Linked DNA regions of Homo sapiens: all the other regions are linked to region 3. A link is a loop called in an ENCODE intact Hi-C map of the cell type or tissue named here. Cell type or tissue: PC-9. All regions are shown on one strand. Each heading gives the region's core, and the rest is flanking DNA. Links, peaks and the distances in the headings are about the cores only.

Evidence for each region. Hi-C counts contacts between places; a loop is a spot of excess contacts. Peaks named below come from ENCODE experiments on the same cell type or tissue, not always from the same donor. Only the 100,000 strongest peaks of a DNase experiment are listed, where the experiment ranks them.
Region 1: a loop joins it to region 3, with 10 times the contacts of the local background. A loop is called at or near these places in 18 of 110 quality-filtered maps.
Region 2: it touches region 3 in a loop (4-fold over the local background); 6 of 110 quality-filtered maps call a loop at or near these places.
Region 4: a loop joins it to region 3, with 6 times the contacts of the local background. A loop is called at or near these places in 40 of 110 quality-filtered maps.

The regions. Positions count from the first base shown.
Region 1 is chr1:178,052,169-178,059,651 of GRCh38, forward strand. No RefSeq gene overlaps it. Among named protein-coding and RNA genes, the nearest start is that of CRYZL2P-SEC16B, 18 kb to the left of the region's middle. In PC-9, for the core only: no CTCF peak of the experiment used is centred there; a DNase peak (open chromatin) is centred at 5,863; H3K4me3 peaks cover 291 bases; H3K27ac peaks cover 1,230 bases.
Region 2 is chr1:178,186,136-178,193,618 of GRCh38, forward strand. All of the region lies in intron 1 of RASAL2 (RAS protein activator like 2), which reads left to right. Among named protein-coding and RNA genes, the nearest start is that of RASAL2, 96 kb to the left of the region's middle. In PC-9, for the core only: a CTCF peak has its summit at 3,848 (motif pointing left); no DNase peak of the experiment used is centred there; H3K27ac peaks cover 694 bases.
Region 3 is chr1:178,278,622-178,286,104 of GRCh38, forward strand. RASAL2 (RAS protein activator like 2) reads left to right here. Exons shown (of 18, transcript NM_170692.4): 2 at 4,943-5,070. Among named protein-coding and RNA genes, the nearest start is that of RASAL2, 190 kb to the left of the region's middle. RefSeq lists an enhancer at 5,325-6,132. In PC-9, for the core only: a CTCF peak has its summit at 4,456 (motif pointing left); a DNase peak (open chromatin) is centred at 4,420; H3K27ac peaks cover 884 bases.
Region 4 is chr1:177,955,296-177,962,778 of GRCh38, forward strand. CRYZL2P-SEC16B (CRYZL2P-SEC16B readthrough) reads right to left here. Exons shown (of 32, transcript NM_001356506.2): 12 at 6,295-6,439; 13 at 5,496-5,644; 14 at 5,047-5,108; 15 at 3,545-3,680; 16 at 2,837-3,067. SEC16B (SEC16 homolog B, endoplasmic reticulum export factor) reads right to left here. Exons shown (of 26, transcript NM_033127.4): 6 at 6,295-6,439; 7 at 5,496-5,644; 8 at 5,047-5,108; 9 at 3,545-3,680; 10 at 2,837-3,067. Among named protein-coding and RNA genes, the nearest start is that of SEC16B, 11 kb to the right of the region's middle. RefSeq lists an enhancer at 4,498-4,999. In PC-9, for the core only: CTCF peaks have their summits at 4,620 and 4,822; no DNase peak of the experiment used is centred there.

The DNA.
Region 1 (7,483 bases), core at 1,441-6,440, 230 kb before region 3:
TGCCCCACCTTGAAAACATGTGCATTCCCCTTCCTCTTGCTTTCACAGTGGCTCTTTCCTAGCTTCAGTAAAGCTCACATCACATTGTGCTGTGACTGTTTGTGTGTATGCCTTCCCCAGGAGATTATGAAAAACTTCAGGGTCAAGACTGTGACTTCGCTATTTGTGTATTCTCAGTGCCTAGCTAGGTACCTGGCATATGGTAGACACAGATTTACAAATGTTTGGTGAATTCTTAAGAGTCAAACCAAGAGCAATCAATAAAAAGTCAGGGCCTAAACCCCAGTCTTCTGACTTTAAAGGTGGTAGTCTCTCTACCTCAGCAGAGAAAAAAAGCAGTGTTGCAAGTATTTAATTATAAGTGCCTCAACCCCAGTGAATTCTATAAATTAAGGAGCAAGATGGAGGGAAGGATTTCCTTTTCCCCACAAATATTGCCCCAGCTACCAGGTGTGGAAGGATTGTTTGGCATCTGTAGCCTTCCTTTTGCATACCCCAGGATAAAAGAAGAAAAAAAAAAAACACCCACCTCCCCTCTCTTCCTCCCAGTGGACAGCCGTCACCATCACTTCCTGTTAAGCTGGGAGGCAGGAAATATGTCCTAGCTCCTGAAACTCCCGATTTCCCTCAGGTTTCCTCACAGACCCAGGGGTGGAGAGTGTTTTAATAAGATGCCTTGTAGCCAGGCCTGCCCTGAATATGATCTCTACCATCCTGAAGTAATACTCCTGAAGAAACCTTCATAAAGTGGTCAAAGATACACCTGGAAAGAAGGAAATTTTGCCTTTACCAGGAATAAACAAGCCTTCCAGGGAGAGGCTCTGAAATCAGACAGTGTGTGCATTCGGCAATTACAAGTTAAAGTTCCACCCAAATACACACAATCAAAGGCTTTAACCAAGGCCATCATTACTTGTGCAGGGCCCTCCTGCTGTTTGGGCAACATTTTAGTGCTGCAGTGAAGCAAGAGAAATGTCATCAAAGCGACGAGGTACGGATAGACCCATTCGGCAGTGCCTTTTTTTGACCTGATGATTCACTTCACCTTGTCGTTTATAATGCTGCAGGCTGGGAGGGAAAGAAGGAAATGAAGAGGAAAAGAGTGGGCTGTGTTGTGCATGTAATTTGTTTCACCATTTCAGACGGCTTTTTAATGAGCATTCTCATTAAGGGCTCTGTGAGTCTATGCTTAAAGTTTTCCGGACAAGCAAATAAGCAAGACTGAAATCAGATGGCATCAGCCCAGCACCTCATAGTTTGTTTCAAACCACAAAAAAAAAAAAAAAAAAAAAAAAAGCTACAGTCACGGGGAATGGAGGAGATTAAAAAAACATTATGTGTGAGAACAGAGATTTGATAACTCTTTTGTCTTAAAACATTTGAAAATTAATGATGTGGTCTTAACTAATCCCCATGAAAATTCCAACGTTCATCAAGTATTAGAATATTAGAGTGTGTCTGTGATAGCATTTCTCTATTCAGCTGGTTCCCATGGAGAGAGGTAATAATTGTCCTGTGCTATCCTAGCCCTGGGTTCATATTTCTGGTAGAGTACCCATCACACTGCATCAGATAATGTCCCCTCTAGACGCTGACCCCTGTATAGGCAGTCAGCCTTACCCAGTGCTCCTTTATACTTCTTGAGCCCAACACAGTGTCCAGACATATAGTAGACATTCAATAAATGTAGTTTTGCCGTTTAAATGAATTCATTAGGTAAAATTAACACATGAACAAGTACATAAAAGACTTACACTTGAGTAGTAGACTTCACATCAGAGTAATTTATCACCTCGCAAGGTTCAACAAACATTTTAGTTTGTGAACAGCCCCTTAGTAAAGCGGCAGCCTTCATTTAAAATTATCAAGAGGGAGGCCGGGCGTGATGGCTTACCCCTGCAATCCCAGGACTTTGGGAGGCCGAGGCGGGCAGATCACCTGAGGCCAGAAGTTAGAGAGCAGCCTGACCAACATGGTGAAACCCCATCTCTACTAAAAATACAAAAATTAGGTGGATGTGATGGTACATGCCTGTAATCCCAGCTACTCAAGAGGCTAAGGCACAAGAATCGCTTGAACCCGGGAGGTAGAGGCTTCAGTGAGCTGAGATTGTGCTGCTGCACTCCAGCCTGGGCAACAGAGCGAGACTCTGTCTCAAAAATAAATAAATAAATAAATAATAATAATAATAATAATAAAATTTTCAAGAGGAAGGAAGAAAAGTACTGGTGGGGATTTGAAGTGGTTTTTTTTTTTTTGTCATTGATGAGCACTGTCTATTGGGTTTCTGGTCATGAATTGGCCCTTTTTATGAATGAGAAAGTGATGCAGTTGTTACCGTATTTATCTTTACAGTGAGTTTGTTAACAGAACATAAATACAGACACATGAAAGTGAATTCTCTCTGTTGCCTATGCTTGAACCAGTTGTCCAGCAATCCTTCCCTCTGTATGGTACAAAGAATGCCTCACTCTCTATGATTCCAGGGACTTCTAGAGATGATATACTTTAAAAGTCTGACATAGTGGTGGCCGTGGATGGTTTGCTTGATAAAAGCCAGGCACCTCCCCACCCTTGTTGCCAGGAAGGGTACAAAATGAGGAAAGTAGCGCTCTTCATTAGTGCTTTATTGGATTGGAGATAGGTATCAAAAGAGGGTGACACAATCCTCCCTAAAACATTCGCTCAGTGTTTCCATCCATTTTTTGCTGCTCAATATTCTTGTGTGTACTGGATTCATACCAGAGATGTAGACACTGTTTCTTCCCTCTCTCTCTCTCTCCTCTCTCTGTCTTTCTCATCCAAATCCATCCTTGAGTAGTAAGCAAGAAGTCAGTGATCCATCCCTAGGAGCAGAAGAATGGGCGTGGGTGTTCTCAGATTATGTATCTGGAGAGTTTTTTTCTGATGAGCATCACCTAGTCAGTACTTCACAAAGTGTGATCTGAGGACTGTGTGCATCAGATCCCTGAAGATGCTGATTGAAGGGCTTGATCTCCCTGCTGGCTTGGCATTCTGGGAAGGAGCACTGACATCTACAGTTTTGTCAGGCTCCCCGGATGATCCTGCTTCCTGCCGAGGTTGGAGGGCCTCTGGCCCTGACTTCTGACCTGGTGGCGCCTTGGCTCACTAGAGGGCACCATGGAACAATGTTTTTTCTGGCTGCGGGCTTCCTGTTCCTGCCAACCCACCAGGGATGCGGTGCCCACATAGTTCTGGGCTACAGCTTCCAAGCCCATCCTGGAACCACAGTTTCCTTTAAGAAACTTAGTGCAGTTGCCACATCACCAAACAGATCTAGTATTCATTTCCACAATGGCACTATAATAAATTCAATTTCTAAAGAAAAATTAGAGTTTAAGTTATCTCGTGTGTATTCATTAAACACAAATTGTGTACTGCAAAAGCATTAGGTATCAACAGGATTAATAAAAGAAAACATCCTTCCTACTATCAAGAAAAACCTGGAAAAGATAAGACAAAATTGTAAAATCATTTAAAAGCAATTATAATTAATAGTAATTTTCAAATGAACAGTAAAAAAAATTTTTTTTAAATTACAAAATCTGACGCAGACGTTTGCCAGTAAATGTACACACAGGGAGTGGCCCCTAAGCTGACTCGGATGACTGCAAACCAGGATTCCTGAGAAGGCATCGTGGAAAAGGTGGGATGAGAGAGGGCCTTGGAATAAAGTGAAAGGGAGAAGAGGAGGTCAGGGCAGCCTAATTACAACACATGTCTAATTCAGGGCCCTTCCTGTGTCTTAGCAGTGACTTAACTAAAATAAACATGTCGAATGTAAATCTGGGAAGTACCACTGGGCTTTCAATTGTCATATTGCACAGTAGCCATTTATTCAACAAATACTTGCAGAGCACTACTGTGTGCCAGCTACTGGGAGTACAACACTGGACAAGGCAAACGCTTAGTGCTGCCCTCATGTGTTTACAGTTCAGTTGGAGAGACAGGCCAGCAAGCACAATGATTCCAGAGCAGTGTGTTACGTGGTAGGTAAAGCAGGAGGTTTGTGGGTGTTCACAGGAGAGAAGCCTAATCCAGAGCCAGGGTGGTAACAGAAGGCTTCCCTGGGGTAGAAATGTCCAATGAAAGGAAGGATGAGTTAGGAGCAGAGGGAGAAAGAGCATGTTTGAAGGCTGGGGGAGAGAAGAAACAGTATATTTGAGGAACTGAAAGAAAGGCAGTAGGGCTGGCCCCGTGGTAGTGGGGGTGTGCTGAACAGCATGGAGAGCTCGCGGTAGACTGGGGCCAGCTCATGAAGAGTCTTGTAAATCATAACTGGGCTACCTAGACATCATCCTCCGGTCACTGGGGAACCACTGAAGGGTTAAGAGCAGGGGAATGGTGGTTCCCTAATAAGATCTGCATTTTAGGAGGACCTGTCTATGCCAGGGTCAGTGCTACCTTGGAGTAGTAATAAACAAGCAAAGCCATAGGAATCAGTCTCTCTTTAACTGGACCTTTCCGGTTTCCTTCCTCCATCTCCATTTACCAGCTTCCCTTGAAATCCTTTCAAACTGAGGTCTGTTTTTAAGGTCTGCTTCCCATGCTGGATGGCAGAGGAAACAGGAATAGCTTAAAAATGTGACTATCACAAGCTGGACTGCCCTTCTCTGTGTCCCTTACAGTCCTTGAAAAGGGCCATCTCTAGTAAAGTGCAGAAGGAGGAAGAGCCACACTGGATTGAGAGGAAGAGTGGTGGTCCAAACCCCAGTTCCCAGGTTGGACACCCTTAGCACTTACCATCATTTAAAGGCAGTGCCTATTGAATGTTCCCAACACAAAGAAGTGATAAATATTTGAGATGATGGAGATGCTAATTATCCTGATCTGATCACTATACATTATATGTATTGCAGCATTCCTATGTATCCTATAAACATACACAATTATTATGTGTCCATTTAAAAAATTAATTAAATAAAGGCAATGCAGAGGGGGAAACTACAGACAAATGTATGGATCAGTGTACAAAATTAATGTGGAACGTACGAAGAGGGGCTTTATCTTCCTAGGTAACTGCTGTTTTATTACTGCTATGACTGACTTACAGCTTTCACTTTGCTCACACATCAAAATGTAAAACTCTTAATCAGGCCTCTCGTCCTTATCTACATGTTAGCTGAGAAGCAGGTGATGGCAGTAAACTTTAATGACCAGAGGAAGTGTAATACTAATGCAGCCGTTTAAACCTCCCAATTTAATTAAAGTCTAGTTCCGCGCTTGCTGCTTGCCTGGAGAATAGTCAAAGGAGCACTTTTTTTTTTAAACCACTAACTCCACCCTCAGGCCAATCCCAAAGCAGCCTGCACTATATCCTCATTTCCTAAAATGGAAGCCGAATGTATGGAGAACAGGCCTTGGAGGGACACAGGTTCCTCAATTCCGGCCTCTGTGACAGGGAGGTCTCCCGCCCAGTTTCCTTTCCTTCAGAGTGAGGAAGAGTCTGTGTGCAGGGGCTGGAGCCTCTGGACACAAAAATAGAATATTCGAGCGTTTGGATTTTCCTTTCCTGACAGTGAACTTACTCAGGAAGAGGCATTTAAGCAAGATTTTTTTTCCTCTGTTTTTCAAAAAACACGTTTAATGGGAGGAACAAAACTGTTGAGAGAAGATTTTTCAGCCCCATCTTCTTTGGCCCCAAACAGGCCAAGGTGAGGCAGTCTTTTTCTTCCTTAATTGCCCTTTTTGCTTGCAATCACATTGCCCCCCCCACATGCCTCCCCCCAGCATGCTTCTAGACGCCTTTGCAAGGCCCCCCACCAAGTCTTCAAAGCACCACCATGTCTTTGATTGTTGGGCTCATAACTGAGACTTCCCACACAGTGGTATGAAGCGACATATGATTCAAGCATCCTCATTCCAGAAATATTATTAGTCTCAGGAAAAAAAAAATAGGGGCCTGCTCTGTGTCTGTCACCTGAAATAAACTCCCTGTTCCTCTCCTACTGCTTCTCAGATACTCAATTCTAAAGATTATTCCAGCTTATTTTGCCACCCCCAAGGTTTCTAACCCCAGCCCCCCAGCTAGTGACTGAAGGAGAGAGAGGAGGAAAGGGGCCCTCTGAAGTTGGCCACCTCAGGGTATATGAAGCACGTGCTTGTCACGTGGAGAAAAAATGTGCTGGGCTAACCTCTGAGACTCCCTAGAGAATCCAGAGTTTGTGTCTCTTTGCAGAGCTCAGAACAGCCTGTATGTTCTCCTCTCCCTGTTGTGCGCCTGGCGCTTCCCCAGTGAGATATCTCCTGCAAAAGCTTTTCCTGTAAGGGGTGGGGAGCTTTTGTTCTCTGGGAAATATGGTGAAGCTAATTAAGAGCATTGTCCTGTGAGGGGGGGAAGGCGGAGGGCTTTCCGAGATGGTGGTTTTCACCAGGGGTAAGTGAGGGCTGCTGAGATCTCTCTGTCCTGCTGGGTCAACCGTTTTAGGGGGAGATTGTGATGAAGCCCAATAACATAAAAATAGATACGTGAAGTATAATCTCTCCCTCCCTCCCTCTCTCTTTCTCTCTCTCTTTTTTGGCATTTGAGTTTCCGGTACTAACTCACTTCAGAAAAGGACACTCCAACAATTTGGCTTTTAACTCCCACTGACCTGGCACAGACTGGAGGTCACAGGACTAATGCCTTATTCTATTTCACCCCAAACATGCAGGGGTGCTGCTAAAGTGAAATTTCCAGCAACTATATAGATTTAGCTGTGGGCTGTGCGTGTAGAAGTAGTTCAACAACTCTCAGTTCTTGACTTCCAAAACAGGAGTAGCATATTTTATGGCATTTGTAAGATACAGCACCACAAAGGTCTTAAAATATATAAGCTATGATTGTCCCCATAGTAGCAAACCCAATTAGGAGCAAACATGTTGAGGCAGCATTCTGTAAGGTGTGTCACTTATCTGGTTTGCTCTCTCTGGATTTAAAAATCTTTATGTATCAAATACTACAAATATTTATTGAGCACTGACCACATGCTAGGTAGTGTTCTGGGTGCTTCAGATATATTCGTGGATGAAACAAACACAGATTCCTGCCCTTGTGGGGCTTACAGTCTAGCTGAGGAAGATAAAATAAAGAAAAATAAGTAGGTTATATAATATATTACAAGCTGACAAGTGCTTTCGGGGGAAACATAGATCAAAATAAGGGCAATTGGGAGAGTTGTGGTGAAGGAGGCAGGTTGCAATTCAGTTAGGGTGGTCAGGGTAACCATGAGGTGGTCATTGAGGTGACAGTTGAAAAAGACTTGATGGAAGTGATGGAAAGCTGGGTGCAGTGGCTTGCACCTGTAATTGCAGCAACTCAGGAGACAGAAGTGGGAGGATCACTTGAGGCCGGGAGTTCAAGACCAGTCTGGGTAACATAGCAAGAGCCTGTTTCTAATAAACGAACGAACGAATGAATGAGTGAAGTGATGGAGTTCGCCATGTAGACATCTGTGGAGAAGAAACTTTTCCAAACGAGAGA
Region 2 (7,483 bases), core at 1,090-6,089, 93 kb before region 3:
ATTTAAGTTATCATATTTATGGACAAAGTGTTGTTTGTAACATTTATTGTCCGCATAACGTCCATGTGATCAGTAGTGATGACTTTTCTCTTTTTTTTTTTCTTCTGATACTGACAATTTATCTTCTCTCCTTTTTATTTTCTTATACTGGGTAGAGATTTATCTATTTTGTTGATCTATTCAAAGAACCAGCTTCTGGTTTTGTTTGTTTTTCTCTGTTGATTCTCCGTTTTCATTTCCATTGATTTCTACTCTGTTATTTTTTTTACTTCTGCTTACATTAGGCTTAAATAAGGTCTGTTGGAAGTGAATTCACTCAGCTTTTTAAAAAAGTATTTTGCCTTCATTTTTGAAGGGTATGGTATGTTTTACTAATTATAGAATTTCATTTCTTTTCTTTCTGTACATTTAAAGTCTTGTTCCATCATCTTGAGGCTTGATTCTTTCCGATGAGTAGTAGTCAGCAGTCATTCTCCTATTTGTTCCCCTGCATGTAATACTTACCCTCCTCTGGCTGTTATTATTATTTTGTTTCTATATAACCAGTTTTCAGTAATTTAATTATTATGTGTCTTGGTGTGGTTTTCTTGGTTTTATCCTGCATGGGATTTGTTGTTGGTTTTATGGATTTTTAGTTCAAATTTCAAAAACATTTCAGCCTTCTTTCTTCCTTTTTCTTTTTTCTTTCTTTTTTTGGGGGGTTGGGCAGGCAGGGTCTCTCTGTGTTGCCCATGCTAGATGACAGTGGTACAATCATAGCTCACTTCAGCCTCCAACTCCTGGGCTCTAGTGATCCTCCCGCCTCAACTTTCTGAGTAGTTAGGACTACAAGCATGTGCCACCATGCCTTACCAATTGTTCATTTTTATTTTTTGTGGAGAGAAGGGTCTCTGTGTTGCCCAGGTTGGTCTCGAACTCCTGGCCTAAAGCAATCCTCCTGCCTCGGCCTCCCAAAGTGCTGGGATTATAGGTGTGATCCACTGCACCCGGCTTATTTCTTCAACTATATTTGTTTCTCCTCCCTTTCTATTTTTTTCACCAGGGATTCCTTGATAACCTCCATAGGCCACTGGCCACTGTTTTCAGCCCTTTTTCCCCCACTCTGTTTTTCAATTGGTGTATTTTAGATTGCCATATCTTATTGTTCACTGATATTTTCTTTGTGGTATTTAATCTACTGTTCTATTCATCAAGTAAATTTTTCATGTTAGATACTGTATTTTTTAATTCTAGAACTTCTATTTGGTCCTTTAAAAAATATCTTTCACTTCTCTCCTTGTTAGCACATTGAATATGTTTATAATAGCTGTTTTATAGTCTTTCCTAATTCTATCATGTCTGTCATTTCAGTAGGTATTGTACCTACTGACTGATTTTCTTTTTTCTGGTTGAAGTTCACAAAAGGTGAACCAGTCCTGTGCTCTCTGTTGTCTAGTATCTGAAAAAAAGTTCACAAAAGGTGAACCACAACCGGAAAAACTGTTACTTGGGAAACAATTTTTACATTTTTGATGGTTTGATTTTTGTTGTCTTTCTTTAATTATGACTGGGTTTAAACTTCTTGAGAATCAGCTTGCTAGTTTTGAGGCTTGATTGAAAGCTTTATTAGGGTGGATCTGAAGTACCCTTTTTACTTTTCTTTTTCTAAGAGACAGAGTCTCACTCTGCAGAAGTACAGTCATAGCTTCACTGTAACCTTGAACTCCTGTCCTCAAGGAGTTCTTCCATCTTGGCCTCTCAAAGCACTAGAATTACAGGTGTGAGCCACAGCACCTGGCCCCAAAGTATGCTTTTTTTTCTAGGACTAATTTACTCTTACTATTAATACCAATGTGTAACCCTTTGGAAGATAGCTATACAATGCTCTGGGTATTCAACAAAGTCTCTTCCTCTTTGACTTGAAGGATCCCAAATGACCTCCAGCCCTGAGTAAGTTATGGAACTTTTCAGCTTATATCTCCCTAGCAGTTTTCTTTGCCTTCAGTCATGAAGTTTAATCCTACTTACATACACTTTAATATTCAACCAATAACTCAAGGGGATTTCTGTACATTTCTGGATCATTTTCTCTTTGTAACTCCCTTTTCTTTGGTATTCTACCCTGAAAATTCTACCAGTCTCAGTCTCCCTAAACTCCCATTTCTGTTTCCTCAAATTCATTGAGGCCATTGTATTCTGCCTATGTTCCCTCTCCTTGTACCAGTTTTCAAAACATGACTCCTGCTTAAAATCTGGGATTATTATAGGATTTATTGATAGGTTTTCCTTTTCTTAGGGATCACAGTCCTGTGCTCTGTTGTCTAGCATCTGAAAAAAAGTTGTTTCATATATTTTGTCTGGTTTTCTAGGTGTTTATAGGAGGGCAAGTTCAGTATCGGTCACTTGGTCATAATAGGAAATGGATGATGGCAGTTTCATTTTTAGTACGATATTAATTACATCACCAAAAAGTCTGCCACTAAAGGAATTTTACTTTGCAGATTATTTAAAGTATTTCCTCTCAAAAGCATGTTCAAATAAAACTTAGAAGTAGTAAAATTCTTCAACTTACATTCGGATTCTATGATTCTTAAGCTTACATTCTGTGATCCTAATTCAACATTTATTGAATGAGTGTTACTATTTAGAAGGCAAATGATACTCTTCATTATTTACAGATATCTGTATACTAGCTTAAATTGTTTTGCTTGAGGGTGATGAACCACAGGAGTCACTAAAAGTACCTAATTTCTAAATTTTATACCCTCTAAAAAGCTATGAATACTGTTTCTCTGATGGGACCACTGAGTTCACTTAATATAGAGCCATATTTACTGGTGCCAGTTATAAAATTGAGACCCATATGGTAGTTAGAAGCATTCAAGATAAAGGCAAATAACCATAGCAATTATTGTGGTTCGCTTCAAATGTTGATTTATGTTACCTGTGTAAATCTGGAGTGATGACATTGATACCAGCTGCATCATTATCAACCATGAGTTACTACATGAATGACTGATAATATTCTCCCAAACTACTATTTTATGGCTAATCATTATGGCATAAAATAAGAGACCTTCAGCAATAGCATAATTACAGTTCTTATATTCCTTGGTATGTATTCCACAAATTTTGTTAAATAAAAATTGATTGTCATGTGAGGATATAATAACCAATTCTTGCTACATTAGTGGGGTCCATTTGTAAATAGGGTTGTAGGACTGTGTGGTAGAAATGCTGACATCTGTCTATCCTTGAATACAAGTACCAGATACAGGAGAAAGAAAGACCAAAGTAAACCAGAGAATTCATCCTGAGTCATTGGTCTTATGAGTATACTTTTCTGTAGAACCAAAAATTTAACGAATACATTTTTCTGGAAGCTTTAGAGTTATTTCACTTTTCAGTAAAGGCCACAGCATTTCTGTTACATTGTATATTGGAGTGATTATATCTAGTTTATAAATGGCACGAATATGTTCTACACAACCCAATGACCTCGCAGTCTCACTGTAAAAAACAGTAAATGAGCCAATAAGATAATCAAATCTGAAAATAATCTATACCAGTTGTCTCAAAAGTATGGTGTATACATCCCTGGGAGTACAAAGATAATCCTCTGGGGTTCAGGATAAAATTATTAGCACATCTATTTATGTGTTTTTTTCTCATTGTGTTTAAATTTATGTTTCTATCTTTTGCAATGTATATTTACAGCAGTCCACGAATGTAATTTATAAATACACCTGGATAGAGATGCATGTCCAATTGTTTTTGTAAACTGATGGTACATGTTGGGAAAACAAAGTTGAAACTACTGCTTTGTGCTGTGAACCAGTGGTTCTCAACTGGGGGCATGCTGAGTAGTGTCATGTCAAGGGGGCAAGGGTGTGCTACTGACATCTAGTGGGTGGATGCCAGGGATGCTGCTAAATAAACATCCTTGAGTTCACAGGACAGCTTTCCTTCAGCCCCCTACCCCACCTTCCGCAGAAAGAATTATCTGGTCTAAAATGAGTTTGAGAAACACAGGTATATACTGTGTATTTCTTTTTCCTTGAAGGAGGGATCGCAAAGAAGTGAGTCTAGCCTGTTTATTTTCTTTTTCATCTTGCTGTTGGCTGACTACTTGGTTTTCTTACGTATATGTCTATATTTTCCAATATCTCAAAAATAGGCACAAGAGAACTGAAGGTACTTAATTTTATAAAACCAAAAGAATACTCTGAACAGTTAGAGGAAAAGAGGTAACAAAATGTGTAAGGCCTTACACACAGAGTGGTATCTAAAATATTTGTTTGTGGTTTTACACTTCTAAGATTAACTGAATATGTTCATTAAGTTCTAATTTTTGTTTTGTAATTCCTATCAAATCTTTTGATGCTTTATGAACTGCATTGGTGTACTGATTCATTGAAATCTAAAAAGAAAGCTGCTACTGATAAGATTGACAGGAAGGAATCTATCTAGCTAGAATAAACTACGTGCAAAGTAAAGAACAAGGAGTCCGTGATCTAATGATTTTTGTGAAAGATTCTGACTTGAGGGTTTAATTTCCAAATTGGTATGCTTCTCATATGCGTGATCTTATGCATATTAAACTTTGTTGTAATTTCATAGTTAAAAAAAAAAAAAATCCCCTATATGTAGCCGGAATAAACAGTCACTGTGAGTTGTCCATTTTAGAGCATAGGTTTTTAGGTGGTGAAGACCTGTCCTTAGTTGAATTTGTATGTGAATTAAACTCTTATTTTTATAACAATTCACTTGAGTTCTTTAAATAAAGATGATGCCAAAGAGATGTAAGGCTTGTCTCTCAGAAGAATAGTAAGGATTAATGGCTTCAGGTATTAGGAGAATTAAATAGAATAGTATTCTATCACCATCTAATTGCTTTTTCTTTTGATAATATGTGCCACAGAATGTGAAACAGCTACTGTTCACTCCACTGAGAGATACTTAGGATGCTTTCGGTCAGCCTAGCTGAATTGTTAGCATGATCCTTAATTAAAATCATCCAAATGATAGAAGGTTCTTCCTGAAGTCAGTGGAAAAACCTCTTAGCATACACTCTAGAACTCAAAAGGAGCTTAAAAGTGGGAACAACTTTAGAGTTACAGGCAGAATTAGACGCAGTTAATAATAGCACTTCTCAAACTGTATGTGCTTTTAAAAAATTTCAGTATGTTGTGAGCCAATAATTTTGTTAAATATAATATAAATGAATAGATAAATGAAAAAAAAACACATACAAAAACAAGCCATAATTTTAAAATTTAGATTCAACAGACATAATATTACTGTCAAATTGCAATGAAGGTTTCTAAATACTTATCCTCTATTATTATATCCATCTTGACATAGCCTGGTAACAGTTTGTGGATCATCAGAAGCCTGTGAACCAAACTTTGGGTTGCACGAATTTCAGTAGAAATTATATGAAATAAAATTTCTTTCTCTGCCGTTTACACGTTAGCTTTTGTTCAGTACAGATTTCTGCTTACTTTCAAATGCTGTCTTGTCTTCAAAGCTTTCCTTGACTTTCCCAAGCTGACTTGGGTAATTCCTAGCCTATAATCTTGCTGTATCCCCAAAGGGCCTCTAGTATAGCAACTGTGATATCAATTCATTTATTTCATTTAAAGAAAATGTAAAAATAGTCCTTAAGACCTAGAAAGGTTTGTGGCACACAGACAATAAGTAAATGTTTATTTAATGAATGAAATAAAAAACGAATGAATTGTAGCAAAATCCTGAGGCTTTAATAACAACACACACTGGATAAAGGAAAACTTCATTTTGCAGAAAGAAAAGACAGTTTCTCAGTCTCAAAAGACTTATGTGAATCTAATTATTATAAAAATAACCCTTGATAGACACCTGAACACATGCATACATTTCATAACTGTATAACACAGACTGTGGAGGTGAAGGAGCATATGGACCTAAATAAAAACTCAAGACCCCTTAAGAGAACTTGCTAGCAATGCTGATTTAAATAATTTTTAACAGTGAGGGGGTCGGAGGTGGGGATGGGAAAGGGAGTTGAAAATTAATGCCCCCAGAGTTTCGTGGTACTCTGTGCTATCTTTTTTCTTTTCCCTGTCCCTCCAACTGTTAATATTTGGTATCTTGTTATACTACTTTTATTTCAGTAAATATTTGATGACAGTCTATTATCTACTCTGTTAGGCACCTTGGAGAGTACAAAGAGAAATGCATGAAATTAACTAAAAGACAAAAAAATGCATTAGGTAGAAGTGCAATAGCACATGAACGAAGAACTTTTAAAAATATGAATAAATTATTTTAAAATTAAAAGTGTTCAAATACAGAATGCTTTTCAAATCTGTGTTTCTTCTGAGGCAGTCTATGGATATGCTTAGGACAGCTGTTTTAGATGACACATCTATATAAATGTGAAGTAGATTTATTTTCTTTAAACAAACCATTAGTGTATGTGTGTATATACACACACACATACATGTGATGTTGAACTAGCTTCATCAACTTCTCAATAAATGGACACATTTAGCTTCTAAAGGTAGAAACGAGTCTAAAAGGGAAGAAGATGGTAAGCAATTTAGCAACCTACAGTCTTCTTCAGTTTTTGATCTGTATCTAAGTAGGCAAATGAATATATTTCTTTCAGTACTTCCTCCTCTGAGTCTGGCCAGCTATTTCCTTTGCATTCTGTCTCCAAGGCACTGGTTTAGGGGAAGGAAGTACAGAAGTCTGAAGTCCTAGGTTGTTGGCACTGCCCCTGGGGAAAGTGAGATATCTTGCATTACTTCTTGGGTATGTGCACATTTCCAGTTCCCACAGAGAAGCCGATCCCTGGCAGAAGGCAGATAGAGACAGCCAGACTGAGTCACAATTAGAGAATCAGGGAAATTATTTTTTTAAAAAAACAAAGGCTCTTAGTAGGGTCAAATTTTTACATAGCGAAACAGGAAGCAGCGAAAAAAATATATTTAAATCTAGATCACGTTTGAGGGAACTCATCCCAAAATTTTCAGGTTTTTCTGCCATGACAAATAAATCAGTGTGGATTCATGTGACAATTACATCTGTTGATTTTCCTTCACAAACATTGACTGATAATCTTCTGGTGTATTTTATCTCTATCTCCTAGCAGCATAATGCTCTTTAAATATGGTTCATAGGATAAACGCAAGTCAGGTTATTGAATGTTAAAGACCACAATAAATAACAAACTGTCTTTTCTGCCCCAACCCTCCTTTTTCTGATTGGAAAATTATTTGTTGGGAAAGCCTTGCAACAGTAAAATAAATTACTTTTGTTCATAATATAATGAATTTTTATATTGAAAATAATAAAAATTAAATCAGCACTTTTGAAAAACTGAGGACATGATTTTATGACATGACGCTTTGTAAAACTTAATTCTATTTGGAAATTCTTTAAACTTTCTTTAAAAAAAAGTTTTTTCTTTTCTTTCCCTTCCTTTTCTTTCTTTCCCTCCTTCACCCTGTTCTTTCTT
Region 3 (7,483 bases), core at 1,706-6,705:
TTCTCACAGCAATTTTTTCTTACCCATTCTTCATATTTTGGCCATAGACTTATTGTCCTTTCTCCCTTATCCCTATTTCTGCTTTCTATCAGATCCCTTTAATTACTCTCCTGCTATAAAATTTTTGAGGCACTTTTCCTAAGTATGGAAGAGATAAGTTGCTTATCCTCTAAGAAAAAAGTTGGAGTGTGTCTGTGTGTGTGTTCCTATACTGAAATTTCCAGCTCTATCATATCATTCAGTTTGTCATTTTTGTCAAGTAATATATCATGCTATGATGCTCCTTTCTCCCATTACAAGGAAGGGTTAACACATGAGAGATCTATTGTTATTGTTGTTGTTTCCTTGCCAAGTAGTTTCTAAATTTATATTAGCATTTGCAGTTACTGAATTTATATTAGCATTTGAAGGAGCCCAAAGTTTGCTTTTTAGACTTAGTGGCAGGCCAAATGACTTAGTATTTTGAATGCTGTTTTGAAATTATTTGGAAATAATAGATTGCATTGAATACTTCAAATAAGCTTCCCTTTTAGGTTATCTTTCTTCCTTTTTTGAAAACCATCTATATTGGACTTCCTGTTATATATTATAGTTACATAACCTGCTTTATTAACTTTTATCAATTTGTATTTTTATTAGTGACTCTTTTATTCTCTCATCTCTTTTGTGTTATTCATCCACCACAAACAACTAGAAAGTTACCTGTCCTGTTGATTCCTATTTCAAAATCTGGCTCACATGGTCTGTTTGTTACCATTTTCACTATAACTGATCTGTTTCAGACCCTGACCATCCCTAAACCAGGCCATTACATCAGTCTCCCATACATTGTTAAGACCTCTGGTCTTTCCCCCACTTTCTTCATCTTGTTACAAACTAGTATTGCCATATTTTCTTAGAATACCTCATTGACTTTCTGTTTTCTAAGCAGTGGTTTTTAGCATGTGGTCTGTGGAATGCTAGATCTCCAGGACCCCCCCGATCTGATAGTTTAAAACTATTTTTTATAGTAGAACTATAAGACTAATTATGGTTATTCAGTCTTGGTTATATGGCAGACATTTTCTGAAAAAAGGAAGACATAAACTTATCACTTCAGGGAAACAACCAAGAGTATTTATTGCTAATGATAAAATTTAAGACTAAAAGCAAAAATTAGAATGTTAGAAAATTTGCATCTGCAACTTTGAGCTTGGCAGCTTCCCAGTAGTACTTGAAGTCTTTTCTGATGAGATCAAAACTTTTCTGAAGATTGATGAATGTGACTTTTTTGATATTATATAATGAAAGGTGTCAATATTTGGAATATCTGCAAATCTGAATGAACCAATATTTTTTAACTGATCGGTGCATGATGTTTATAAACTCACATACATGGGGTGAAAGATGCACTCAAAGGACAAGGTGGACCAGTGGTTTTTGATGTAACAGAATACGAAAAGTTCATTGATTTGGTTTCAGATTACACATTGTATACTAACTTTTGAAAAGCAACTGCTTGTCAGGTTTGGTATAGTATTAACGAAGAATATTCATAGTTATTTGAAAATATTATTAAACCACTCTTTCCTTTTCCAACTACATATTTGTGAGTCCAGATTTTCTTTGTGTATATCAACCAGAAGAACACAAAGCAATAGATTGAATGTAGAAACAGATATAAAAACCTTGCTGTCTTCTATTCAGCCAGACTTTAAAGAGATTTGCAAAAATATAAAAGAGTCGCTCTTTTAATTTTTTTTGAAAACAGTTACATTTCATTAAAAATGTGTTACCTATGTTAACATGCAGTAGGAGTGTTATTGTTAAATGAATTCATATTTTTTAAATTTCTCAGTTTTAATTTCTAACATGGTAAATATTGATATAACCCATATAAACCCATATTGATATAACCCATATACTGAAGTCCTCAGTAATTTTAAAGCCTAAAGGAGTCCTGCAGTCAAGAAAGTGGAGAATTGCTGGTCTACAGAATAATACAGTTTTAAAGAAGTATTTACAAAGAGATCCATTGACTTACCTCTGATTCTTTTTAATGTTTCTAAAATTTAATTTTTGTAATGAGGCCAGCATTCATTGTCCTTAGTATCCTCCTAGGAATGGACAGAGCAAATCCAAAATTGTTTTCAGTTTTGCTATTAAGATTCTTCTGTGTGATTCTAAGTTAGTTATTCTTTTCTCTAGTGAATTTTAGATACTAAAAATAATTGGAAGTCAGAAATTAAAAGTAAGTCACTAGAGCAAAAAATAAGATAGGATTGGCAAGGTGAAATGGGACAAAAATCTGAGCTTGTCCTGGTAACGTGTATAGTCTCAGTATACAGGCCTTGCTTACTTGCTTTTAAACCTTCATTTAGCCCTGGAAATGAGAACATGATATAACATAACCTATATAAGTTAAATATAGGTTATTTTAAAAAACATAATTTTATTACTTAAAATGCCTTTTAGATAATAGAGAAGTGCTAAAAAGAACAGAAACTATCACTTTTTTTCTTGTTTTTTTTCCCCCCTTGGTATACATTCTCATAAAATGACCAAAAATGGGCATTAGAAAAAGAAGCTGTAAAATCTATAGGATGGCTAATAAATCCCTCTGTTTAGACAGACATAATTTTTTTTTAATATAGAAGCATTGCTCTCTATTTCATTGTTCTCTATTTCTTCTTATCTTTAGCACTAGAGGGGGATGGTTCGGGGTTCCAGAATGTTTTTTTGAGACATTGTCTTGTTTTCACAATACCATGAAGAAATTAGGAAAAGGATTAGGTTGGACAAAGGGAGAATATTAGACAGTGAGGCTTTAAGAGAATTTATTAGGATCTCACAGAAAAGAGAATTTAGATTTTCTTAAATTCAGTGTTGATACAGATTTATATTTTGTCAGGAAACCTGGGTTGTGCTATTAATCAATATCCTGTATTAAAATTTTTATGGACAGGGTTTATCAGTGTTTTCTTGCTAAAGTTAATTTACAGTAAAGCTTACAGTACGCAGTTTAGGTCACCCATGGCTAACTTATATAATAAAGCTAGTTATTTGAATGACCATAAATTGTCTAATTTTGTCAAAGTTTCTAATTGTTTAGACCACAAAACTATTCATATTTCTACATAAAGTAGATGCATCTTTTTCTGTTGAAGTCGTCTTGGTATTTGACTCTAAAAATAGGCCTACGTGTGGTAAAATTGTAACCCATATTTTTGTCCAAATCATGTGAAGAAAATTGGTTTTGACATGGCTTTTAAATGTAGGCAAGAATATCCTATATATGTACAAAAGGATTAAGAGTCAGTTTCATTAGAGCTTTTTTGTGATAATTTTGAGATTTTGAAGTCAGAAGAAAACTTTGGAAGAACTAAAGATGCAGTTCTAACATAAAATAATTTAAGATGCTTAGACTACAAGGGGAGGGTTGAGGGTAGGGGAGAGAGGGTTGGTGTAGATTGGAGATGCTACAGATGTAGCATGTAATGCTGTGCATAGTGCGGAGGAGATACAAACAGAAAATAAGGGAAGAAAAGACAAAACAGTGAACTTCTAAGAATTAGTAACATGTCTAACCAAGCCCTAATAACACTGTTGGTTCTTGGACCTTGAATTATCTTTGGGGGGAGTTGATAAACCCCCAAACATGCAGCGCAGTTTAGATAGCCTTAGAGAGGACAGGAAGTTAAACCAGAAGAAACAATGAAGACAATATTGAACACATAAAGGGATTTATAAACAGAGACCTACGTAGTTCTATGAAGAGAGACATATAGCAACTGACTTGTTGCTAACGTTCTACAGAACTCCAGCTATAATTATGCATATTTGGTTAATTATAATGTAAGACACCTAGGAAATTATTTGCCTTTCCTTGAAGTCAAGCCAGTGCCAGTAATATACCTATCATCCTGTGACAAAAGACAAAAATTTTACAGAAAGCAGTGATAATGAAAAATACTCATATAATAGATATAATGTACTTTTTTATGATTTACAACTCCCCTGCCCTCATGGGTATTGGTTTTCTAATCTTTTCAATTTGAGTTTTTACTTTAGCATAATAACTAAGTAATGATAATGCATGTTAAGTAGTCTCTATAGTATATTCCTGAGAAGAATTAGTTCCTCATGCCTGAAGAACTTTTAATATATATCGAACTGTCATAAAAGCTTTACTTAATGGAGCTAATGTGTACTTATAAATTAAAATATGTGCCCAGTTCCAGCAGCCCAAATGAGTAAACATTTTATATCAAAAAAATTGAAAATGACAGAGATGTTAGTAACCACTTGGTATTTTATAAGGAAATGAGACAGTTGGGAATTGCTGAGACATTTTGCTTTAATATCGGGTACCTCCACCTTTAAGAAACATCATGGTAATATATTTAGATATTTTCTTAAGAAAATTATTTTCCATGTTTTTAAGATCTTGCTGGCCTCTAGTGGTAATACGATGCTGTTGTTTAAACATTGTCAATTCCTGTGAGTGTAAAGCCATTTGGAAGGCCTAGTCTGCTGATACATTTACTCTCAGAGTTCTGGGTTAACAGTGTTCTCAAAGTGTACATGTAACATCATCTTTCTCCTAAAGACTAGGGAAGGTGTCTGAGTCACTCTGCTTCTGTATTTTAAACGATACTGGTTAAGCTCTGAAGCAACCTCTCATTATTATAGTTTATATACAGTGGTAATTACTATGTAAAGTTTGCACTAACAGTTCTTCCCAGAGTGTTTCAGCCCTCTTCTCTGAAGGTCATAGGGCTATTTTTTCCTTATTCTGTATATAATAGTTTTCATTTTCTTAAGAGGAAGCTTTAAATTTACCATTGAGATTCGTGTTTAGGCTCACCTCTTTATTTGATTTGGAAGAATTTTACATTTGAAATACTGGTTTACTAAGCAAGATAATGATTTGTCACTTTTGTTTTTCCCTTTTCTCATGCAGATGTGAAAGGACCACCCACCCACCGTCTGTCTTGTGGTCAGTCACCCTACACCGAGACAACAACGTGGGAGCGGAAGTATTGCATCCTCACAGACAGCCAGTTGGTATTGCTCAACAAGGAGAAGGAGGTGAGATGGATATTATTCAGGAAAGTTAGTTTCCTTTTCTGAGTAAATTCCTGAAATTACCTAGTTTTTGTTTGCATTTTGAAAAGTTGGATTATAAAAATAAAGGCTTGATGAAGATATAGGTAAGTCTAAAAGGCTGCTAATGTCATAAAGATATGTTATCTTCATGAAGGAGTGGGTTTCACAAGATAGGGCTGGATTTTCACTAAGAAACAATGGAAGAGATACTGAGTTAAACTGAGGAGTTTGGAATGGGAAGGGGTTGGATTATATAGGCCTGGCCCTGCAAATGATCTCGAGGGGCCATTGGGAATTACATCAGTACTTCCTAGCAAAAACAAATGTCATTAATTGGATTAATTGAAAGAGGTTTATTGGAGGGACTATTTGCAGATGTGTGGGCAGCATAAAGGACCTAACTAAGGATGAGGAAGCACCCACGAGCTAGCAGTCGCAGAAAGCAGTTATCACCCTGGGCTTCCAAGGCAAGGGAAGAAAGTGATGTTTCTGGAACCTAGAGAACTGTAGCTGCATGAGAATGCTGCTTGACAGTTGCTGTGGTTATGCACAAAAGAACACAGTCTCTATACCAAACAAAAATGGCCAGCAGGGAGGAAGTAAGACAGAATAAACACTCCAACTCTTTTCTTCTGCCTTCTGATTTCTTGCCAGTGTCACCTACTGGCCAAATCTAACTCGAAGGCAGAAAAAGATTGCTTTTTGATGTATTCTGTAGAGGTCAGCTTCCTGAAACATGTAACAAGGTCAAGAAGGGCAGAGAGTAGAATAGATCTGGCGAGGTAGACAGAATGTAACCAGGACAGGCATCTAGTTCTAGGTGTACTTTCTGTTCTTCTAAATTAAAAAACTCTTAAACTTATCACATGCTATTACTATTTTATTCCTCAAACTGTTACAGTTTACAAATCCTTCCACAGCTATCTCATTTATTTGCTTATTGGTGATTAATCAGGTAATTGATATTCTGATCTGGTATGATAAAACTACTCTGTAAAATCATCATAATTCCCAATTTCCACCATATAAAAAAATAAGTGAATATAATATTGACAAAGAAGAGGAATAATGAAAGGGAAGGAGAAGATATGATTCAATGAAGGAGAAAGATTAATTGCCAAAACTATATAAATAACTAGAAAGATGTAGGTAGAATATCCATTCAGTAAGTCACCTTCCAGAAAGGTGAGTTCAAAAGAAGCAACAGGAAACACATTTCTTAATTCTCCTCTGTGGATCCCTACCTCCCCTTTCTCTTCTCTTGCTCCTCCTTCCTTCCCTGTTCCTTCTCTTACCTATCCCTTCTCTTTCTCAGCATTTTTTAATGTGGTAACAATACTACCAATAAAACAATTCCAGTTTCTTCTTGTATTTTAATAGGCATTGCTACTTTCTTTTTTTTTTTTTTTTTTTTTTTTTTTTGAGACGGAGTCTCGCTCTGTCACCCAGGCCGGACTGTGGACTGCAGTGGCACAATCTCGGCTCACTGCAAGCTCCGCTTCCCGGGTTCACGCCATTCTCCTGCCTCAGCCTCCCGAGTAGCTGGGACTACAGGCGCCCGCCACCGCGCCCGGCTAATTTTTTGTATTTTTAGTAGAGACGGGGTTTCACCTTGTTAGCCAGGATGGTCTCGATCTCCTGACCTCATGATCCACCCGCCTCGGCCTCCCAAAGTGCTGGGATTACAGGCATGAGCCACCGCGCCCGGCCGGCATTGCTACTTCCAAGAGGCTTGTTAATATGCCTCCATGAAGAACTTGCTCATTCTTTTTCTCTTGCCATTGAAAATATCTTTTACTTTTGTTATCATCTCCCTACCTGTAACCCTTTTCCAGCATTTTAATATTCTTAAATTTAATTTTATTAAAATAACTGAATAAAGGCCAGACTTTTCTAGAACAAGTTGTGTATGTTGCTGTGTTTATATTAAGTAGATAATAAAAATTGGTAAAGTGAATATTAGTATAGAACATTTCTAATTATCCAAACTATTCAAAATCTTCATTTTAACCAAATGTACTGTCAGCAGTCTTTTCTCAGAGCTATTAGTAAGGAGTAATATAAACAAATCATTTGCCATCTTTTTGCCCTTACCTACATTTTATTCAATTTAGTACTGTAAGAGATGAAATAGCTTTAAGTATAGATAGCAGAAAGTCAGGAAGCATGCCTTTTCCAGAACCAAGGTGCAAATTAGTCAATTGAGTTACCTGCGCTTGGGCCACCTTTTGTCTCATAATATAACTGTCCATGATAAATAATTTTCTAAAACAACATCTTATGTCCTTTATCCCTTTTTATACCAGTCATCATGAGTAACCCTAAACACCTGGGTAACCCTCATCCACCACGCTGTATGTACTCTCCCTATGGCTCTGTGTATTCTCTTTTCTGA
Region 4 (7,483 bases), core at 1,525-6,524, 320 kb before region 3:
ACCAGCCCTGGCAACATAGCAAGACCCCATATCTACAAAAAAAATTTAAATTAGCTGATAATTTTTTCTTTTGAGACAGTGTCTCTCTGTTGCCCAGGTTGGAGTGCAGTGGCATGATCTCAGCTCACTGCAACCTCCACTTCCCAGGTTTAAGTGATTCTCATGCCTCAGCCTCCCAAGTAGCTGGGACTACAGGCCATGCCATCATGCCTGGCTAATTTTTGTATTTTTTGTAGAGACGGGGTTTCTCCATGTCACCCAGGCTGGTCTCAAAACTCCTGGCCTCAAGTGATCCGCCCACCTCCCAAAGTGCTGGGATTACAGGCGTGAGCCACCACGCCCAGCATTTTTTCACTTCTCAGATTGGCACCTATCAAAGAGTTTGAAACACACTGTGGTGAGAATGTATGAAAACAGGCACTCTTTTGCATTGCTGGTAGAGTGAATTGGCACAATCTCTAAAAGGCCATTTGTCAATATCTATCAAAATCATAAACTATATCCTTTGACCCAACACTTCTGCCTCTGGAAATTTATCTTACATATATTCTCTCACAGTGGGCAAAATGACAGTGATTATTCATTGCAACATTGTAATTGCAAAAGATTGGAAGTACTCTTAATGTCAAGCTATAGGGGGTTTAGTTAAATTAATTATAATTTATCAGTAGAAAACTATGCCAACATAAGAAATAATGAGAAAGGCATTTATATAGGCTATAGAGCAGAGGTCAGCAAAATATGGCCTAAAGGCCAAATCCAGCACACTGCCTATTTTGGTACTGGCCATAGCCTCAGAATAGTTATTACCTTTTTAAGTGATTGGAAAAAATTTTTTTTTAATTTCATTATGCATTATAATTATATGGTAACTCAAATTTCTATATCCAAAATGAAGTTTACTGAAACACGGCCACCTCCATTCATTTACATATTTTCTGTGGCTGCTTTCACACTATAAGGGCAGACCTGAGTAGTTGTAATAGAGACCCCATGGCTTGCAAAATGTAAAATGTTTACATTTTACATTTTTTACATCTGTCCAATTATAGAAAAAGTTCGGCAACTCTAATATAGAGTGTTTTCTGAGGTATTTTGTAAAATCAAAAAGGGAAGGTACAGAAATGGTATACAGCATGCTATTTTTTAGAAAAGAGAAAATAACAATATATGCATAAAATTTCTCTGGATATTTCTGAGAGGAAAACTGGGTGACTAGGGGGTGGGAGCATCATTTCCCAAGTATATCTTTTTTATATTTTAATTTTTGAATTAAATTGATTCAAATTGATTTTAATTATCTATCCAAATACTTAAATTTTTATGAATTTTGTAAAGCATAATCTCAACTTCAAAATTAAGCTAGAAATCAATCTTCATCTGTTTAAAGTACAGACAGTCCCTGCTTTATGAGTTTTTGACTTTACAATGCTGTGAAATCAATACACATTCGGTAGAAACTGTAATTCAAGTGCCCATACAACCATTCTGTTTTTCACTTTCAGTAGCATATTCAATAAATTATATGAGATATTTAGCACCTTATTATAAAACAGACTCTGGCTTAGATGATTTTGTGGGTTATGGTAAACATTCTGAGCACATTTGAGGTAGGCTAGGCTAAGTTATGATGTCGGGTTAGGTGTATCAAATGCATTTTTAACTTATGATATTTTCTATTTAATGATGGGTTTATTGGGATGTAAACATTGTAAGTCATGGAGCATCTATATTCAATATTGATAGGAAGCCTTAGATATAGCAGCAGGAGTATTTGTAAACAAACTTCCTGGAAATTAATTTGGTGTATATATAAAGAACCTTTTAAAAGTGCATGCCCTTTATATACCCAATAATTCCACTTCTAGGAATCTGCCCTAAAAAATTTAAAAGATCAGGCAAAGACTTATGTAACAAGATGTGTAAATGGTATAATTTATAGTGGTTGACAAAATTATAAATAGTCTAAATATTCAATAATAGTAGAATAGATAAATAAAATATGATACATTAATATGATGGAATATTGTATAACTATTTTTTAAATGGCGCTATTGGGGTATATATAATGCCATGAGGGTATTTTACCATATCATCTTAAGTTTAAAAAGAGAAATAAACAACTGTATATGCAATTTTATTTTCTTTTTAATATATATGCATGGGAAAATGCTGGAAGTAAATGTATCAAAATGTTAACAGGTATTATCTTTTTTATTTTTAATTTGTATGAGTACATAGTAGGTATATATATTTATGGAGTAAAAAATATGAGATATTTTGGTACAGGCATGCAATGTATAATAATCACATCCTGATAAATGGGGCATCCATCCCCTCAAGCCTTTATCCTTTGTGTTACAAACAACCCAATTATACTCTTTTAGTTATCTTTAAATGTACAATTAAGCTATTATGGACTATAGTTCCCCTTTTGTGCTATCAAATACTAAGTCTTATTCATTCTAACTTTTTTTTGCACCCATTAACCCACCCACCCTCCCTCCCACCCTCCCCTACTGCCCTTCCCAGCCTCTGATAACCATCCTTCTACTGTCTATCTCCATGAGTTCAATTGTTTTGATTTTTAGATCCCACAAATAAGTGAGAACATGTGATGTTTGTTTTTCTGTACCTGGCTTATTTCATTTAATAGTTCATTGTCTTTTAGTGGTAGAACTATGGGTGTTTTCATTTTCTTTGTTCTGTCTTTCCGAACTTCTTGCATCCTCCCTGAAATGAGTATATACTATTCACATAATTTGAGCAGCGGTGAGTGGTGGAGAGGGATGGTGATTGCTTTTTCAAAATAAGTATGGGGGAAGGGCATACTTGCCTTCTTCCTTCCATAGTAGAGCAGCCTAGTGAATTTCTCCACGATCTGCGCAGGTGTCTCCACACTGGGGGGGATCTCTCCCGTGAGCAGGTTCGGGGTCCCAGAGCTCAGCACTGGCCAGTCCTCATCGGTCAGGTTGATGAGGTTGGCCACAGGGGGCTGCCGCTTGTACTTCTCCAGCTTCTTGCAGTCTTGCATTAGCAGCTCAGCGATGTCAGACCCCACCATGGACTGTAAGGCAAAGAGGATCATCTGGGGAGAATCCTATGAGTCCTCAGGCTGGCAGCCCCAGCTGGAGAAGGAAGGCACCAGGGAGCCTGCCTTCTTCACATGGAAGCCAATTATGCAAACATAAGGCAGTCCTTTGTTAGATTGCTATATTTCAGACTTCAGCATCACTATCATGGTTATTTTCTGCCTGTCAGGAGCCATAAAGCTTACCAGAAACATTCACAATTTCACAGGTATATTATCTGGCTGGTGCAATAACCCAGAAACTGTACAATTTTCCCAGACCAAGGAAGAAGATCATCAGGGAAGATCTGCGTTAGCAAACTCGCATTGACATTTGAGCAATTTTTTCCCTTGGGGCAATTTGTGGCTTCTTTAATATTGCTTTTCATAATCATGTCATAAACATAATCTTATCTATCCCATGAAGACTTAAATTTCAGCCTGCACCTGCTCTCCCACCAGAACAGAACTTACCCCATTCTGGCGACAAAGGAGAACCAAGAGCTGCCACAGTAGAGCTGAGTCTCTGCTCCCCAGTGTCTCAGATTTGCAGCTCTGAGCTGCTTTCTGCTGGCAAAACGTCATAATATCCACCTTATGTACATCTTCCCTACATGGAAAAAATTTAGGGAGCAAAGAGTGAGCAGGCAGACACTTCCCTGTTTCGGACCCCAGGCTCCTCCTAAGTGTGCAAGTGCTGGCTGGGCTGTGATTGAGATAGAAATCTGACAAGCCAGGGCTAAGGTAATGAGTCTATAGCTATAGGATAGTTATTTTCTTATAGAACAAGAAGAAATTTCAGAGATTCTCTCATGCACCCCCTTTATAGATGAAGAAACAGAGGCTCAGAGACCTGAAGTCACTGCACAGGAAAGCAAGTAAAAGCAGACTTTGGAGTCAGACAACCCTGGATCTAAATCTGGCTCTGCCACTTCTCTGTTTAGACAAGTTTCTTACCTCCTCTGAGCCTCAGCTTTGTCCCCTAAAATAGGGACAGTAAAAGGACCTACCTCCATACAAAAAGGAATTAGAAAATTGTGTGGCATATATTAAGTGATCAATATGATTGGCATTATGATTTGCTCAAGATTATCCAATAACATCAAAGCCAAGTTAGGCTTAGTACCCCAGTGTTTGAATACCCAACTCGCTTTTTTGCCCCATATCTGTATACCTGTTTGTAAGAAAGAGATAACACTCATTTTTACTTGAGGGAACCGTCAAATGCCATTTGAGGAATACATTTATATAGTAGTGATGATACTTTCCATGTGCATAATCTGACTTGAGACTCATAGACAAGCCTCGGGTAGGGAGAGCAGGTGTTATACCATTTCTCAAGGGGAAAACTAAGGTTCAGAGAGGGCTAACTGACCTGTCCACCATGGTATTCCTAGTCAGTAAGACGCCTGAGCCTGAGACCCACGTGGGCTGTCATCCAGCAAGGACTCTCTCCTCAACAAAGATGCCCTGAGTTACATTTATCAGAAATATAACTAGACATTTAAAAGCAGTCCTAGTTCAGTACTGCAGAGGGCTCACTTGCACACTGTTCTGTAACTTGAACACTGCCGATCTTATTTACCTCTCCAGGAAAAAGCCACTGTTACAAGAATTGTTTCTGCTATGATCCACTTGTCAGTGACTTCCCAGGCGATGCTCCACTTTTCTACTAACATCTATCAAGCACACGGAATGCTAAAACTTCCAACCATGCAGCCTCTGCATAATGGAACTGGTTTTAGATTTCTAAACTGTCATGCTAATTTTTCTTTCTGTCCTTCAACTATTGAATGGCTTGTCAAAATGACTCAGGCCACATCTGGTTCTATCTTGCAGCACAGAGAATTCCACTCCAACAAGGACAGATATTTTTTTCCAAGGAAACCAAGAACAAATCTCCAAAATGCTGATCTGGGCAGGAAGATTTTCTAGGTTTCAAAAGCCCTTACTCAGCAGCTCTTACAGCACTATACCTAATCAAGGGTCCTGAGAAACTTCTCATCTCCTCTTGCTCTTCGGAATCATTAAGAATAACCTGGAATAAAACAATCAGATTTTGTGTTTAAGACTGTGGCCACCCTAGGCCCCTTTCAGTCAAGTCTAGTGTCAGACCCCAAGGCCGTGGGGCTAGGATATGGCTCAAGGCCTTGTGGAGAAAGCAGAAAGAAAAAAGTGAATTTTGTTGCTAAAGATGAGACATTGACATCTCAGGAAAAACACAACTGTAGCATCAATTCTTTCAGAGAAGAGCCCCACCCATTCCTGCACCCTCCTAATCCAGGGGGTACATGGCCCAGTTTCCCGCAAGAGCATCCCATTCCTGGAGATGCCCCGGCTCAGGCACAGGAAAGCAAGGTAAGCATGTTAGGAGTAGTTGGGTAAGCAGTGTGCCAGCATTCCAGGGACACTGGGTCTTCTTTACCTCCATGCTGTGCAGTTCAACAAGGGCTGCTTGCCCGTCAGTGGGAGAGCTGGGACCTACATGCACCAGCTGACCTCCTGGCCCGAAACTCACAGGAACATGAGGGATGTAGAACTTCATGGGTGCTTTGGGACCAGCTGAGGAGACATCTTCTGACCAACAGACACAGATGGACATTGTTAGCGTTACTTCCATCACTTTTCTTTAGTTTAGGAATATGCCACAGATGTATTTCTGCCCAAATTCTGCCTGAACCAAAATAAGATTCTGGGTGGGTTGTGTAATTAGAAGAAGCCCATGTTCCCTGCTCCAGTCAGATTTAAGCCTCTGAGAAGGTGTCAGAATACAATGCGTGGGCTTGATGATTCAGTCCAAATGATAATGCTCTCAGCCCAGACTCTCAGTGATGCTGAGAGGCCAAGGAGTCTCTGGCTTTCATGGCCTCTATACTCATGACAAAGTTCCTACATCCAGACAAAGCAATGAAGCTTTGCATCTTGCTTTTGCTTTTCCTAATTCTCTCTGGTCTTCCCTTTCTTAAAAGCACCACTGAGTGCCTCCTTTCCCAACTTGATAATGGATAGGGGCAGTGTTCCCTTCCAGGAATCAGCTATGATGCAATTACTATTACAAGCAAAAAGAGAGAAAATGGAACCAAAGTTGACCTCTCTGCCCAGGTGACCTACATAAGCAAATGAGGTGGACAATGATCCATCGTAAGGCTGACTTTCCCAGAGACTTGCCACCCAGCCCTTCCACATCAGATTCAATCAACTCTTCTGATCATTTTAGAACCCACCAGCCTGAACTGGACTCCAAGCTGCTGAAGCTGGGGGATCATCCCGCTCCGGGGCATCTCTGATGTACTGACTGAGCTCATAGCTGCTGGAGCTGAGACCAGACTCACGCTGCTGGAGAAGGTTGGACTCACTAGCCAATGATGGCTGAAAGTTAAAAACAAAAACACACAGGAAGAAGTTTCAGAGAGCTGGTCTTCTCAAGCGTTCCTTCAAAGAAACAAAATACATACGGTGAAAGTGGATGTGTTGAAAGGATAAAAAGAGATAATCAAGTTGATAGGCATTTGCCAAAGGATATATTATGACCCAATGGAAAGAGTGCAGGCCTTGGGGTCAGGGGCCCTTGAATTGAAATCTCAGCTTTGCCTTATACTCAGCTGCTGTGCCCCTGGACACGTGACTTAGGCTCTCTGAGCTCAGTGCTTTCATCTGTGATATAATCATATCTGCCCTATATACTTCAAGCAATTCATGTATTCATTCATAAACAATTTTCTTTTTTGAGACAGAGTCTCACTCTGTCACCAGGCTGGAGTGCAGTGGCATGATCTCGGCTCACTGCAACCTCCACCTCCTGGGTTCAAGCGATTCTTCTGCCTCAGCCTCCCAAGTAGCTAGGACTACAGGCACGCCACCACGCCCAGCTGATTTTTGTATTTTTAGTAGAGATGGGGTTTCACCATGTTGGCCAGGATGGTCTCAATCTCTTGACATTATGATCTGCCCACCTCAGCCTCCCAAAGTGCTGGGATTACAGGCGTGAGCCACCATGCCTGGCCCTCCTTCATTGACTGTTTAATGAGCACCTATTATGCTCCAGGTACTGTGCTTTCCCCTTGGATGCAGGTGTAAAGAAATTCATGGGGCCAGGTATGATGGCTCTCACCTGTAATCCCAGCACTTTGGGAGGCCAAAGCAGGAGGATCACTTGAGCCCACGAATTTGAGACCCCAAATTGCAACATAGCAAGACCCCATCTCTACAAAAAAACAAAACATAAAAAAATTTAGCTGGGCATGGTGGTGCACAACTATAGCCCCAGCTACTTGGGAGGCTGAGGTGGAAGGATCACCTGAGCCCAGGAGTTCAAGGCTGCAGTGAGCTATGATCATGCTGTTACACTCCAGCCTGGGTGACAGAGCAACACTCTGTCTCTAAATAAATAAATAAAGAAATTCATTGAATTTA